Regions from separate parts of the Mus musculus genome. Here region 1 is linked to region 2. Evidence: chromatin loops called from intact Hi-C (ENCODE). Cell type or tissue: left cerebral cortex. All regions are shown on one strand. Each heading gives the region's core, and the rest is flanking DNA. Links, peaks and the distances in the headings are about the cores only. Region 1 has its middle 7.9 kb from the start of Nipsnap1. Region 2 holds the start of Lif (leukemia inhibitory factor).

The links. A loop is a pair of places that touch in the nucleus more often than their neighbours do. Peaks named below come from ENCODE experiments on the same cell type or tissue, not always from the same donor. Only the 100,000 strongest peaks of a DNase experiment are listed, where the experiment ranks them.
Region 1: a loop joins it to region 2, with 2.9 times the contacts of the local background. A loop is called at or near these places in 5 of 42 quality-filtered maps.

The regions. Positions count from the first base shown.
Region 1 is chr11:4,864,602-4,867,506 of GRCm38, reverse strand. It overlaps the pseudogene Gm17793. Among named protein-coding and RNA genes, the nearest start is that of Nipsnap1, 7.9 kb to the left of the region's middle. In left cerebral cortex, for the core only: a CTCF peak has its summit at 1,427 (motif pointing right); a DNase peak (open chromatin) is centred at 1,447.
Region 2 is chr11:4,257,436-4,260,340 of GRCm38, reverse strand. Lif (leukemia inhibitory factor) reads right to left here and starts at 2,773. Exons shown (of 4, transcript NM_008501.2): 1 at 2,653-2,773. In left cerebral cortex, for the core only: a CTCF peak has its summit at 1,418; a DNase peak (open chromatin) is centred at 1,449.

The sequences.
Region 1 (2,905 bases), core at 253-2,752, 610 kb before region 2:
GAGTTGCTACACCTGCACCAGACTCTTTCCTTGTACCCCTCCCATACCCATTTCTTGAGAATAGACATTGTTTAGATCTGGAAATCCCCTACTCCCCCCTTCTCCTTTCTCCCCTGAGGGTCTATAAAAACTGGGACCCCTTTCCTCTCGAGGTCGACTCCTCTACCCCTGCGTGGGATATGAGTCGTCCCCAGAGCTCTGGCTTTCCCCGAATAAAGCCTCATGTGGTTTACAACAAGCTCGGTCTATCGTGAGTTCTTGGGTGTCCACTATTGTCCTGAGGCCTGAGCGAGGGGCTCCTCTCAGAGTCTTTCAGATACAGCTCATCGGTTGAACACTCACCGAGGAATTCACAGACCCTAGGTTCAATTCCTAGCACCAAGTATGTGAATGCAAATATCCAAAAAGGCCAAGGGCATATTGGAAGCTGGCTACTACAATTGGATCTCGAATGAGGTCCAGCTTGGTGATTTAGATCAGACTCAGTTTCTCAAGCTCAGCCTAAAGGCAGAGCCCAGAGCAACAGGAAAGCTAAGCAAGAGCTTTACCCCAGTCTCCTCAATGTACGTTCTACAAGCAAGCCTCCTCAGGACCTCAAATTCCTCCTGTCTCATGCCTTCTCCATCTACCTTCCCATCATCCCCTGCTCTCTGAGGTCCCTTTCTGCCCAACCCCAAATCTGAGCTCGCTAGCTCGCTCTCTCTCTCTCTCTCTCTCTCCTGTTTTCCCAACCATCCCCCCCCCATGCAGGGAACAGTCTCAGCCTCCCTCCCTCTCTCCCTCTTCCTCTCCCTCCCTCCCTCCCTTTTCCCCTTCTTCTCTTCATTTCTTTCCAAAACCACCCTCTTAGAATCCACCTTCATAACTCTTTGCCAAGGCCTGCTGTCCACTCGTGGAATGAAATGAGAGGAACCGAGGACAGAGACAGATGAGTTGCACTGGGCAGAGAGAAGTAGGCAGGTTCCTAAGTGTAAAATATGGACAAACCTGCCACCATCCATTCCCTGGGACAAATAGATCATCACTGAATAGGCTGCAGAAGAGCAAAGAGACAAATTACGCAGCTGTGGCTCTGTCACCTGCTCCTTATTGATGGGTTTTTATGCTCAGGCCCAACTGCTCTCAGGGAATTGTACTCCCCAGCTCTCATGGGACCTCAAACAGGAGGGACAGTGACTCAAAAGCTTTTGTCTCTGCTGGGGCATGAGCTACAAGACCAAGTTCCAATCCTTTGGTCCTAGACACCATATGCAAATATGAATGGTGCTACTTTAACATAGTATTTACATAAGCATATTAATCAAATACATTTTTATGCAAGTAAAGAAATAATACAAACACTCCCCCAAACTTATCTCAAGCATTGAACAATTTCAAAGTTACTGGTATGGAATGACTTACAACTGTGCTTACAAAACATTGCCACAAGGTGGCACCACTCACTTTAGCTTAGAAACGCATGCTAGCATCTTGTCTCTGAGGGAGCCTGTTGCTGTAGTTTGGACTCTAGCAACTGCTTTTTGTGACTACTGAGATGTCTTGTGGCTATTCACTTAGTATTAACTACTATAGCATCATATGAGCGTGAGCAGAGTAGGTATCGAATATGATAAAGCAAACTAAATAAAGTTTGAACAACCCACGTGATCCCTGGACAGAGATATAGTTGCAAAGGCACACAGCACCATCACAGGCAACAAAGTAGCAAGATGGCGGTGTAGTTTTAAGAGTGAAGGGGAAAAAAAAAAAAAAAAAGCCGGGCGTGGTGGCACACGCCTTTAATCCCAGCACTCGGGAGGCAGAGGCTGGCGGATTTTCTGAGTTTGAGGCCAGCCTGGTCTACAAAGTGAGTTCCAGGACAGCCAGGGCTATACAGAGACACCCTGTCTCGAAAAAAAACCAAAAAAAAAAAAAAAAAAAAGAGTGATGGGAGTGCAGTTTACTTTGCCTTTGCATCTATTTTTATGGAGGGAAACAGGCCTTGGGATGCAAAGGTTTAAATTGTGACGTTTAAGGAAGCATCCTTGTTAGAATATGATTTCCCCAAACCTCCCCAGCTATCCTGGCATAATAATGGCTCCTAGAGAGAGCTCAGTCATACTGGCTGATACATCCCTACAGAAGGTCCTGTCTCAAGGAGGGAAAACCATGTAGAGATCTTCCTCCTCCAGCTCATTCATTCCTCACCAGCCTCCAGGGACTTTTCTACTCCATGGTCTGTAGATCTGCTCCAGAAGTTTTGACATTATAAAGAAGAAAATTTTAGGTGTTTGGACCTTCAAGTGAAGACTCAACATATTATCTAAGAGTAATCACAGGGAGTTTCGAAGAGAGAAGCTAGAGGCATTTGAGTTTCCTCCCTAAGGTGGGTCAAAGCTTGCTCCTTGGGAGTGAGCATACATATATAGCTCCTGAAGCCAGAATTGCCTTTCTACGGAGCAACCAGCTGTCTGGAATTGCTTTGTTCTAAGGCAAGTAGGCGTCTACAGGAGACAGGAATGAGTGACCTCTGCAGGAAGGGATGGTGGAATGTGCCTGACTACTTCTACAGCCCACTGGTGTTTGACATGGAAGAGGACCAGGAAGACTACATATTTGGCCCTGATGATGAATACCTTCACACCCTGGAGGTCCACAGCAACACCCTCATCCAGCTGGAGAGATGGTTAAGATATGCCTCTCTTAACCCCAGTACCATGAAATGTGGCCTTACTTGGAAATAGCATTTCTTTTTTTTTTTTTAAAGATTTATTTATTTATTATATGTAAGTACATTGTAGCTGTCTTCAGACACTCCAGAAGAGGGAGTCAGATCTCGTTATGGATGGTTGTGAGCCACCATGTGGTTGCTGGGATTTGAACTCTGGGCCTTCGGAAGAGCAGTCGGGTGCTCTTACCCACTGAG
Region 2 (2,905 bases), core at 170-2,669:
GGTGAGGGTGGGAGAAAGACTCGTCAGAGTGAAGTGTCTACTTCCTGGGAAAGAAAAGAATAAGCTTTCGGCTGTGGGGACAGAAGCAGGTGGAGCTGCCCGGACAGTGGGCCATAGCCAGGACTGGCTATCCTGTCAGGAAGCACAGGGTCAATCAACTCTTGTCTCATACTAGTCCCAAAACCTGGGGTCTCTGCAAATCTCGAAGACCCTTCCAGGGCTCAAGATTGGCATGCCAGTCTCAGGGACACCCCCCCCCCAATCCACTCCAGAAAATCATACAGAGTGCTCAGAAGACCCCCTAAGGCCTCCAGCCCACTCCCATTTCTCCTTTGTCACACTTGGAAACTGAAGCTCAGGAGTTGAATTGTCCAGGGTCACCGAAGATGCAAAACCCCGCGTTCCCACCCTAGCCCGCCCTCTCTGAAGTAAGGCCAGGGACATCTAACGGGTAGTTGGGACAGCTAGGAGATGCTCAGGGCAGCAAGATCTGTCAGGAGCTCTGGGGCCAGTCATCCCAGGGGAGCAACCCTCGCTGCCTAAGTGCTCCAGGTAGCCAGTGCTTATCAGCCACAGGGCTCCGTGACAAAATCCACTCTGATCTCCTGCCCAGCTAACCTCACCCCACCTGACCCCTGGATCCTGCTTCTGTTCCCTGCCTTTCCAGGTGAGACCTGTGCCCAACCCTCATGTCACCCCTCAGCTGTGGCATCTCCTCTGCGAAGACTTGGACCTGCAGGCTGAGAGGGAAGACTATCTTAGAGGGAAGATGGTTCTCTGTAACAGTCATCTTAGCACCCCCCACCACCACACAGAGTCCTTGCCTGTCTTTCCAAGCAGGGTGCGACTCTGTTAGCTGGAACAGAGGGGCCGTGGACCCTGGAGTCTGTCAGACCTTAGACTCAGATTTAGTTGTCATTTACAAGGTGCGCCACCTCAGGCAGGTGGCGTCATCATTTAAACCTCAGCTACGACGTGTGCAAAATTGATAACAGGATCGTCAATCTTAAGTTGGCAAAGCCACAAGATACACCTTTATTATAGACATCTTTATCTGGTACAGCTGCAAAGGTGAGACCCAGAGAAAGCATGCCACTTTGCCAAAGCCACACAACAAGTCAGTGGGCCATCCTTGATAATATATGCCCTGGTGCTTGTCCTGGGTTCCAAGACTTCCAAACTAGTTTGCTTGTGAAGATTCCAGAGAGGACTCGCTCCCTGAGATCCTACTGCCTTGATTAGATCCAGTCATTGACGCCGGGGGTGTGGATGGGCTCCCTCTATAACCTTGAAACCTGAACTTAGGGTTCTTTGCCCTGTAAACGCTTAGCAGCTCCAAGCCCTGGTCAGCAGCGCCACCTGCTGCCCAGAATCAGCAAGTACAGTCGGCTCGCCAGCTCGCCTGTTCAGTCCGTACCAGTAGGTGGGTGGGGCTGGATAACTGGATTTGAGGAAGTGAGTGGGTGTCTGGGGTGCAGGATGGGGGTGGGCAGAGGCCATTCACCAACACAAGGGAAGAAGGCTCCTCTTGGGGGCTTCCAGAGCTTTGTCCTAATATCTGCAAGGTGTAGCCCAAAAGACTGGCCACAAGGAGGTGCCAGAACCACATTCAGTGGTCAATGGGGCACAGCCTTGCCATGGCTCTGGGGGAGGGGGCAGTGGCCTTTTCCTGGTCCTGCTACCTGCTCCCACCTTGTCCTGACAGTTCTTCCAGGTGGGGATCAGACTGTCAACTTCGCAGGGGGCCACGGTGACCCAGAGAAGGAAAATGAACTGCCCAAATTCACACAGCAAGAGGCAAGAATCAAAGCAAACTAAACCACTTGGTTGTACAGACTAGTCCCAGGCTCCCCTTACTGTCCTGTCCCGGCATGGCATGACATGGACAGGATCCTGGGAACAATGTCCCCTCCTTTTGTCAGCCCCCTAGCAGGTTTGGAGGAACACTGACAAATTAGAGGTAAGAGCCTCTTGGAATTTTGGATGCCAAGCACCCAACGCAGGGGGCTCTTGCACAGACTTGGTTTTTGTTTTTCTCTCTTTGTCACTGTCCTGGAGCTCGGATGCGGGGGGGACGAAGACCGGCCAAGCTCCGATCTGGCCCAAGGTCAAAGGCAGAGGAGTAATGACCTTGGCTGATCAAGTTCCCCAGAGCACCCATGATGGTCCCCGTGGACTGCTGCAGCCCATTTTGAATGGACAGGGACGGCCCTCCACTGCTCCATCTACCGGAGGGTAAATGAGGCCTCTGCAAGCTCAGAACTCTAGAAAAAGAAAAGGGATTTGAGTCCCCTGGGGATGCAGAAATCATGACTGCCTTTAGAATCAGGCTGACCCTACCACGATGGCACAATGCAAGCCTGGAATCCATGTGCTCTCTCCACTGCCCTTTACCCATCCTGTGAACTTTAACCCACGGGACACTTCCACAGCTGGTCTCTCCAGCTTTGCTTGGCCATCCTCCAAGAGAGACTTCCAAGCCTGACTTACAATGCATCCATTACAGACAGGGAGAGCGAATGCTGGAGGGTTGTGTGGGCCAGCAGGTGCCCCTGATCCACAGGGGAGCAACTGATGGACCATCTACCCTCCTGGGGATAAGTGTGGGGTGCAGCAGTGCCCCTCCGCCCTGCCCCCTCAAGGGAATCCTACCGTGGTCTCGCAGCCCTCCACAGTCTGCACAGTTGTCCAGTCTTCAGGGTGACACCATCGTTGTTGGGCCCCTCTGCTTCCCTCTCCTCCTGAGGCTCCTCTGGCGTTGGCTCCTCACCCTGCCCCCCACCTGACTTCCGTCTGAAGTTGGTGGCCTGAGGCTCCCCCCACTTCCACCCCACCCCCAAGCTGAGGACCAGAGAGGTAGAGCACCCACACCACAGATGGAGCCTGACACGGTGGTGGGAAAGGT